2 separate regions of the Homo sapiens genome follow, and region 1 is linked to region 2. Evidence: read pairs that join two places in POLR2A ChIA-PET (ENCODE). Cell type or tissue: A673. All regions are shown on one strand. Each heading gives the region's core, and the rest is flanking DNA. Links, peaks and the distances in the headings are about the cores only. Region 1 has its middle 10 kb from the start of LINC02060. Region 2 overlaps TMEM161B-DT (TMEM161B divergent transcript).

Region 1 (4,397 bases), core at 125-4,124, 51 kb before region 2:
AATGAAAATGATAGAGGGGGAAAGCAACTAGAAACAATCATCTAGTCTATTTTTCTTGTATCTGTGTTCCAAACAGCACTAATACTGTAAGACACTCTACATCAGGAATAAGCAAATTTTTTCCATAAAGAGCCAGATAGTAAATATTTTAGGTATTTCAGGCCACATATGGTCTTTGTTGCATATTCTTCTTTGTGTTATTTTTTACCCTTTTAAAATGTAGAAGTTATTTTTAGCTCATGGACTAGATAAAAACAGGCAACAGGTGGAATCTGGCTCATGGGCCATAGTTTACTGCAGGCTGCTTTACATCATAAAATAAGTTTGATGTGGTAGACAGAATAATGGCTCCCAAAGATGCTCATACCCTAATCCTGGGGACCAGAGAATATGTTACCTTTCATGGCAAAGGGGAGTTTACAAATCTTATTAAGTTAAAGATCTTGAGGTAGGGGGGTGAGCCAGATGGCACCAATGTAATCACAAGGGTTCTTATGAGAGGGAGACAGAAGGACTAGAGGCAGTCAGAGACAGATTTGAAGATGCTCCACTGCTGGCTTTGAAGATGAAACAAGGGCCCACTAGCCCAGGAATGCAGGCAGCTTCCATAAGCTGAAAAAAGCAAGGAAAAAGATTCTCTCCTAAAGCCTCTAAAAGGGTTGTAGCCATGAAGACCCATTGTGTACTTGTGAATTCCAAAACTGTAAGATAATAAATTTGTATGGTTTTAAGCCAGTAAATGTGTGGCAATTTGTTACAGCAGTAATTGAAAACTAATATATTTGGGAAGTATAGTAGAGTATATTCCTCTTCTTGGATATTCATTATGTATATTACAGGCTCTAAGAAATCCTGATAGAGAAAATTGTTTCTATTTATTTCACAGAGAATTTTTCAAAGTCATTCTTAGTGGACACTTGTTTTGGCTGTCCAGCATAAGTTCTATCTGTATTCCAGTTATTTTTTATGGAACTCCTTCCTCCCCAATCTCACTGCATGTGGTTGGGAAGGAGCTGACCTCAGGTCTAGAAATAGGCATGTGATTTATATCAATAGCATGTGGTGGACACATGATCCATTTCTAGTGAATGGAAAGCAGGCCAAGAACGTTTCCAGAATTTACTAGGGAAGAAGCCTTTTCTTTCCAAAAATGCTATTAAGACAATGGGAAGGAGATTGAAACTGTTGGAAGCACCTGGCTTGTGAAAGGGGCTGACAAAGATGCAGAATCCGGAGATGAAAAGCACCAACTTGTATTAGTTTTCTGTTGCTGCTGTAACAAATTACCACAGACATAGTGGCTTAAAGCAACACAAATTTGTGATCCTACAGTTCTGGAAGTCAAAGTATGTTATAGGTCACTAGAGTAAAATCAAGGAGTGGGCAGGGCTGTGTTTCTTTCTGGAAGCACTAAAGGAGAATCTAATTTCTGCTTCTTTGGGTTGCTACTGTAGGACCAAGGCCCCATTTACTTTCTGCCTGTTCAATTGAGGGTTGTTCCCAAGTTCTAAAGGACACCACATTCCTTGGCTTGTGTCTCCTTTCCTTCATTTTCAAAGTCATCAACAGTGGGCTGAGGCCTTATCATGTCCATTTCTCTGACCAACCCTTATGTATTCCTCTTTCACTTTTAAGCACTTGTGTGATTAGATTGGGCCCAGGATAATCTCCTTAACCCTTAATCACATCTGCAAAGTCCCTTTTGCCATATAAGGTAGGATTTCACAGTTTCTAGTGTCAGGGCATGAACACCTTTAGGGGAACATTATTCTTCCCGTGATACAGGTACCAATGATATTCAAGCCACAGAGTCACCTAGGCCAATGGCCCCCTCTACCCCTACACTTTTCAGCTATCTGAGAGGATAATCCCCATTTTTTAGTTTAGCTAGCTTGAGATAGGTATTTCATAATGTGTAGCTTTAGGAAACCCTAACTAAAACATAATTGGACTAGAAACTCTTGCATTAAAAAAAAAAAAAAGTCGGGCATGGTAGTTCATGCCTATAATCCCAACAGTTTGGGAGGTTGAGGTGGGAGAACTGCTTGAGATCAGGAGTCTGAGACCTGCCTGGGCAACATGGTGAGACCCTGTCTTTACAAAAAATAAAAATAAAAAATTAGCTGGGCATGGTGCCATACACCTGTAGTCCCAGCTACTTGGGAAGCCAAGGCAGGAAGATCACTTAAACACAGGAGGTCAAGGCTTCAGTGAGCCATGTTCATGTCCCTGCACTCTAGCTTGGGTGATAGAGTAAGATCTTCTCTCAAAACCAAACAAACAAAAAATTGTGTGTATTTCTCTCAAAGAGCTGGTGTTCCAAAGCATACTCTGGGGAGTACTTATTCCCCAGCTTTCTAATTTTATAAAAGAAGCCAAAACCTAAAAAAAGAAAAATAGTTTTCCTAAAGTCACAAAACTAGTTCATTTCAGAATCAGTCGTGAATATCCAAATTCCAAACTCCCACTACAATGTTTGTCAGTACATGAAAAGTTCTTATTTATTTTTTTTGAGATGGAGTTTCACTCTTGTTGCCCAGGCTGGAGTGCAATGGCACTATCTCGGCTGACTCCAACCTCCACCTCCTGGGTTTAAGCTATTCTCCTGCCTCAGCCTCCCGAGTAGATGGGATTACAGGTATGCACCACCATGCCCAGCTAATTTTGTATTTTCAGTAGAGACAGGTTTCACCATGTTGGTCAAGCTGGTCTCGAACTCCTAACCTCAGGTCATCCACCCTCCTTGGCCTCCCAAAGTGCTGGCATTACAGACGTGCACCACCATGCCCAGCTATTTTTGTATTTTCAGTAGAGACAGGTTTCACCATGTTGGTCAAGCTGGTCTCGAACTCCTAACCTCAGGTCATCCACCCTTCTTGGCTTCCCAAAGTACTGGGATTACAGGCGTGAGCCACCATGCCCAGCAAGTTTTTCTTTTATTATAAATGTCTAGTTTTTCCTACAGTAGCCAACATCAGCACCTCCTTCTATAAAGACATGCACAGTCTCCATTTGTGCCCAACAGGCTAACATCTGGATTTTATTTGCTATCAAAACTACTGCCTTTCTGCCTATCTAGAGTAAGTCAACTCACTACTTGTTTGGTGGACTAATCATTTATTTACTCATTCATTCATTAACAGAATTACTTAGCTGCACTAATAAACCAAATTATCTCATAGTTGTTAAACATTCATTAAACTTTTACAAATTAGTATATCTTTTCTTTTTAAAGAAATGTTAGAAATGTTTAATAGAAATATTGCGTTCTTTCTGCAGACAACTGTTTGTTACTGTTTTAGTTCCTGACAACCTGGGCCAAGGTGACCTTGTTCAGTTCCTAGTGGGAAAATGCATCCTTTTTCCTGGCAAGGGTGAAAGAATGTACATTGGAGAAGGATTTCTAATTTCTGGGACTGAGAACAGCTTAGTCTCATAAGTCACTCATGACTAGCTCAAGAGGTGTCTGTGGTGTTTGATTCTGTTCCCAGCTATCAGCAATGGATTAAAGAAATGAAGTAGCATTAGCATTAAATGACTTAAGATTTTTCAGTGTTAACTTTTGTGTAAAACAGTATGCTTACAAATTTCACTTTATATATTTGTTTAATCAGTTTTTGAAACAGCAGAAGTAAATATGTGCTGCTTTGTGTTTTTCTCTCCTCCTACCTTCTTTGCTCTGCACCATGTGAGCCTAAGTGTATCCCTATGCTGGGCTCCTTTCCCAGCTGGCGAACTCAGTACCCCAAGGCCTCCTTTTCATCTTCTCCAGTGTTGGTTGAAGTCTGGTCCAGGGTAAGGTCTGTGGGACCATCTGGTATGGAGAGAAAGAAGGGTTGCTCCCTTCAGATCTCTTCAAGAAATTGCTGTGATTTCCCCACTCAGGCCAGAATCCACTGTGAGAGTGCATTTACTTCTTTCCTTGTCTATTCAGAGCTACTGCCTCAATTCTAGAAAGTATTTTTTTTTTAAAATATTTCTAGATTTTTTCCATGAAATGGAGATGAAATGCACATGCTTTTGCTGATATATGAGGCTTTGCTTTTCCCACTGTGGCTAAATTTTTAAAATAAGATAGGTGTAGTTTTATTTCCATTTTCATGTTAGTAGGGGTAAAATTGTGTGTGTGTGTGTGTGTGTGTGTGTGTGTGTGTGTGTAATCTATCTATCTACCAACTATCAAACATCTATTTGTCTATTTTCTCATGGTTAACAAAAACTAGGCTCCAGAGTCAAACTACCCAAATTTAAATATTTTAAATTCTTATTCTACTACCAACTAGCATCATAATTTTTGCCAGGTTATTCAACTTCTATATTCCTTATCTCTCTCATCTGTATAATAGGGCTAACATAAAATGATTTACTCCTAGTAATGAAATGAAATAATGCACATG
Region 2 (4,397 bases), core at 286-4,285:
GAACTGATTACTGAACTCCATTTGGTTTACCAAATAAAGATGAGAAAGAAAAAAAAAAGAAAACCACAAACACTGCCATTAATTACACTGTAAACATTAAATAAATATTCTTTCTTTCTATCCTTTGCCCTTTTCAAAAGGAAAGGTGGTAATTTACATGTACTGTGCTTCTTTCTTCTCATTGTTTTAATTCCTTTCTTTCTGGCTTCTTTTTACTTGTATAGAAAAGAGGTGGACATGTTTGAGAAGATAGAAATGTTTACCTAGTATATTTGTACATTTTTTTTCATATAAAGAAAGAGCCTAGGCACCTTCTACTTTGTCTTATGACCTTTGTTAAGCCACTAATCTGGAAGCTGCATTTTAATTACAAAATATTATAAAGGGAATATAGTAGGAATACACAACCTTTGATTCCTAGCCAAATGAGAGGAAGTTTAATAGCAGTGTATGGTTGCAGGAATGGTTATGCTTGGGATCCATATGCATGTTCAACTCACACATTCAGGCAGTGCAATAAAGCAGGGAAAAAACAGCTGATACACAAAAGGGACCGTCTAGACAGTACCCCATCAGTCTGGCTAAATTTGGTGCTGGCATTCCCAATGGGATTGTAATATAATTGTTCTGGTGTCTGCGTTCATTCTCCCTGTCAAACACCATTCCAAATATACATCCTTCTCCCCCCAACCCTTCTTGTTCCACAAATATGAAGCCCAAACTGTGCCATGTTGGAGAGGGTGTTAGATGGCTCAAGCCAAAGAAAATGTTATAATTTAGCAAAATCACATTGTTTAATTCCTTGGGAAAAAAAAACCCTGTTACATCTTAGCTTCAAATAGAATTAGTTTCAGTCAAATTTTAATAATTTAAATTAAGAACATGGAAAAGATTTCAATGCAAATACAAATAACCTGAAAATATTGAGCACCTTAGATGAAAGCAAATAGGCCTTTTTACTCTTTTATATTTATTAGCCTCTGTCAGAAAATTTAACAGAAATCAGAAATGTGAAAGTGTAATGATCGACATGGATCATAAATTCTAATGAGGAAAAAACCTAATGAAAAAAATGTTAAGCAAAAGCATTGAAAAAATGCAAATTGTGTATTTTTTCTTTCTTGGGCTTAAAGCCATAATTTTTTTACTCTAAGCACCTTCTGAAAGTTGAATTTGTGATATTTATATATGAACAACTTCATATTTTTGGCTTTTAATAAAAGAAACCAGCCATATTTACCCATCAATTTATAATAACAATTAATGTTTTTAAAATATTTTGGTTTAAAACACTGAGAAAATGAAAATCACTACTTACAATATACAATAAACCAAAAAGCACATCATTAACATGAATAATACACAGATTATTGGCAAAAACATTTATAATCTAAAAACTTCCACAACGTTGAAATTAAAACTGTCAGATTCCTTTTTTTTTTTTTAAAGGAAAATGCAGTCTTTAGGATTACCATATAATATAACCACCAGATACATTTATTTTATTTTCTGTTTTAACATGTCACCTCTGGGCATTGTTTAGATATTAAAATTGGGCAGTAAACCTATTTCTTAATCTTTTTTTAATTCCAAAAAAAATTATTTTGGGAAAGAAGCTAGGCTGTTTGTTTTGTCTTGTTTTATTAAGTGTAAATCTATGTTTGTACTTCTGATTTTGGAGGTTTAATAATCCTTTCCTTGATGCTGTAAATAGAAATTGGTCTCCCACCTCCCAGCAGTTTTCAGATTCTAGATTAGGAACCCAAGTGAGTGAAGAAATCTCCCAACCCCCATCAGGGACTACTCTAACTAGAGAAAAATCAAAGAAAATACTTCAGGCACTACATCCTGCCTTTATCCAACTTCAGGAGGCTGAGAGACAGACACACTAACCAAAACGGGGCACAAGCGAGAAATGGCTGTTCCAGAAAGAAGCAACACACAGAGCCTCAACTCGCACAAAGACAGAGCACCAATTACACAGAAAACCACCACCAAAGGAACCCAGAAACACTCAGACATGCTTTAGAGATGCCTTAAAATGCTCACGTGGAAAAGAAAGAGAAAATAAGTTTAAGAGATTGTATCCTTTTATTTTTAATTTTTAAAAATGTAATTAGTGACTTCATACTTTTTCCTTCTTTGTATAAAATTGCTATTCTGATGTGCACATGGGTACTAGAAACAGTCATTAAAAAGATAATAATATTTGAGCATAGTGCCTGCCTGAAGCTGGGTATTTTGCCTGTGATTGTTTTTTTTTTATTCGGTTTTATTTTACTTTTTTAGAATACACACATGGTATAAAGTGAAAGAAAGGCATACTGTAGGCCTCTGTGAGATGAAACAGCGTAGCAAAATCTGAATTTTATACTTAGTTTTCAAACTATTGAATAATATCCTAGGAGACCTCTTAGGTCTTAACTGGATTAAAATGAATATATTTGTGCTCCGGCTCTTTTCAGCTAACTAATGTGCATGTGAATTGATAGTGTGCGAGGGAGCAGGCGAGAGCAAGTGTATATGACACCGGGAGTTGATGCAGGGGCCAGGCCGAGTGTGACTCTGTGAAGGAGCGTGCAGGACGGTGTGGGCTGCCTGGACAGAGTGAGAAATGAAAATTAACAGGCCTTGGGGTCTGGTGCGTTTTGTCCAGAAACACAAGAGAAGCTTAGTTGGGATGAGGGGGGAGGGGCAGGGTGTTGGTGAAGGGAGGGTGGAGAAGGAGGTGTGGCGTGTGTGTGTGTGTGTGTGTGTGTGTGTGTGTGTGTGACTCTGAGGTTTCAGTTATGGCTGAGCCTTGGGTTTTTGTTTTGGCGGTTCCCAGCATAAATAGGCTGAAGTTTCAGGTTCAGGGTGGAGTGCATGCCAGGGGATGGGATCGTCGTTCTGAGTTTCTCTTTCTGGCCCTTCTCTATGGTTGCTGCTCAGAACATTGCTGCTGTGAAGGAGTAGGGGGAGAAGCAAGGGATGGGGGTCTGTCTGCAGCTGCCCCTCTCACACTTGAATAAAAGAACTTTTTTTTTCAGGGGTAGGGAAGCTGTGAATACCTTTCCCAATAAGAGATGAGGCATATTGAAAACTATATTAAATTACCCTGATTAACAATTTAGCCACGAACAGGGGAGCTTTGGGAGATCTCTATAGGCAGGACTGGGGGCTATTCATGCCAGCAGCTAAGAGGTCGAAAGGTTTCTGAAGTTCACAGGCTCAGAGCCTTTGTTATGCTAACAGACAATCTCAAATCAGCTGCCTAGTGGAGTGTGAAATATAAATGATTCCTTGAGAACTTCCAATAAGTTGTCACTCTTGCTCTCCAAATACCAGGACAGGCTGCTAATTTCTAGCGGGCCCTTTTGCAACATTGCTAGCCCTAAATGAATGCCTTTGTAGTTCAAATAATCTTTTCAAGGGAGCTGTCCTATCATCATAGCCCAAATGCATCTTGGTTTTGACTATTAAATGAAAATCAGGGCTCAACTGTGCTTGACTTTTCCAAGCGCCCGATGTTTGGGAAGGATGGTGGCAGCTCTCATGCACAACAAGTTAGCACCCACCGCAGGAGGGCCAGGGCATTAATAACAGCCCACAGCCCCGAGCTACCCCAACTCTCACCCCCACTCCCTACTGGGAACAAAGCTCCTGGAGAGATTTACGTGACTTCCCTTGGGCTGGACTACCTTCCTCTTTCAACCACACCAACATTTCTTTAATTTATGGACCCTCTATCCAAGAGGATAGCCAGCTGACCTGCTAGCATCTGACTGGTCACTTCGAAGCATCAACTTTGGGGATGGATCTATTCATTCTTCAAGGCAGACAAGGCCAAGGGGAAGAGGGCAAGGTGTGTGTCCAGGCCATGCCCCTAGTATCAGATGCCTGTGGATATTATTTTATCATTTTCCCATAAGAAGGATGTGAACATGGCTTATGATCTTGAGTGTGACCTTTGAGCAGGTCCCGATGGATAGAAAACCAGTCCTGGCTCTCGGAGTCTAAATTGCAAAGCTTTTAAAATAAGGAAAAGCACCCCCATTCTAAACCTCAAACAAGCTGAGGGGAGTGAGAATGAGAATCTATCAGGGAGAGTGTGCTCAAACATTCTTATAGAAAGGACAATGCAATTTATACAAATAAAGAAAACACACAGACAAGAGGACAGAAATCAAAGGAAATTAGAAATCCATCTGCATCAGCCTTCACAAAGGAAAGGATAAAACCTTACAGCTTGGGTCCTGAAAATTTTGATATTTATGACTCCATGACCTCCACTTCCTTGCTGAAATATAAAAAGGTCCATGATATCACAGAAGACTCAGCTTTTTCCAAACAGAGCAGGTTTGATTTTTGAGGCCAGGAATGGGAAGAAATCAAATGGACTACATTTCTTAGTATAT

The links. ChIA-PET counts read pairs that join two places held together with the same protein. Peaks named below come from ENCODE experiments on the same cell type or tissue, not always from the same donor. Only the 100,000 strongest peaks of a DNase experiment are listed, where the experiment ranks them.
Region 1: POLR2A ChIA-PET joins it to region 2 with 6 read pairs; 2 of 35 experiments call an interaction of 5 or more read pairs at or near these places.

Annotation. Positions count from the first base shown.
Region 1 is chr5:88,447,084-88,451,480 of GRCh38, reverse strand. No RefSeq gene overlaps it. Among named protein-coding and RNA genes, the nearest start is that of LINC02060, 10 kb to the right of the region's middle. In A673, for the core only: no CTCF peak of the experiment used is centred there; no DNase peak of the experiment used is centred there.
Region 2 is chr5:88,395,989-88,400,385 of GRCh38, reverse strand. All of the region lies in intron 2 of TMEM161B-DT (TMEM161B divergent transcript), which reads right to left. Among named protein-coding and RNA genes, the nearest start is that of LINC02060, 41 kb to the left of the region's middle. RefSeq lists enhancers at 2,795-3,671, 2,938-4,049. In A673, for the core only: no CTCF peak of the experiment used is centred there; a DNase peak (open chromatin) is centred at 2,585; H3K4me3 peaks cover 413 bases; H3K27ac peaks cover 1,046 bases.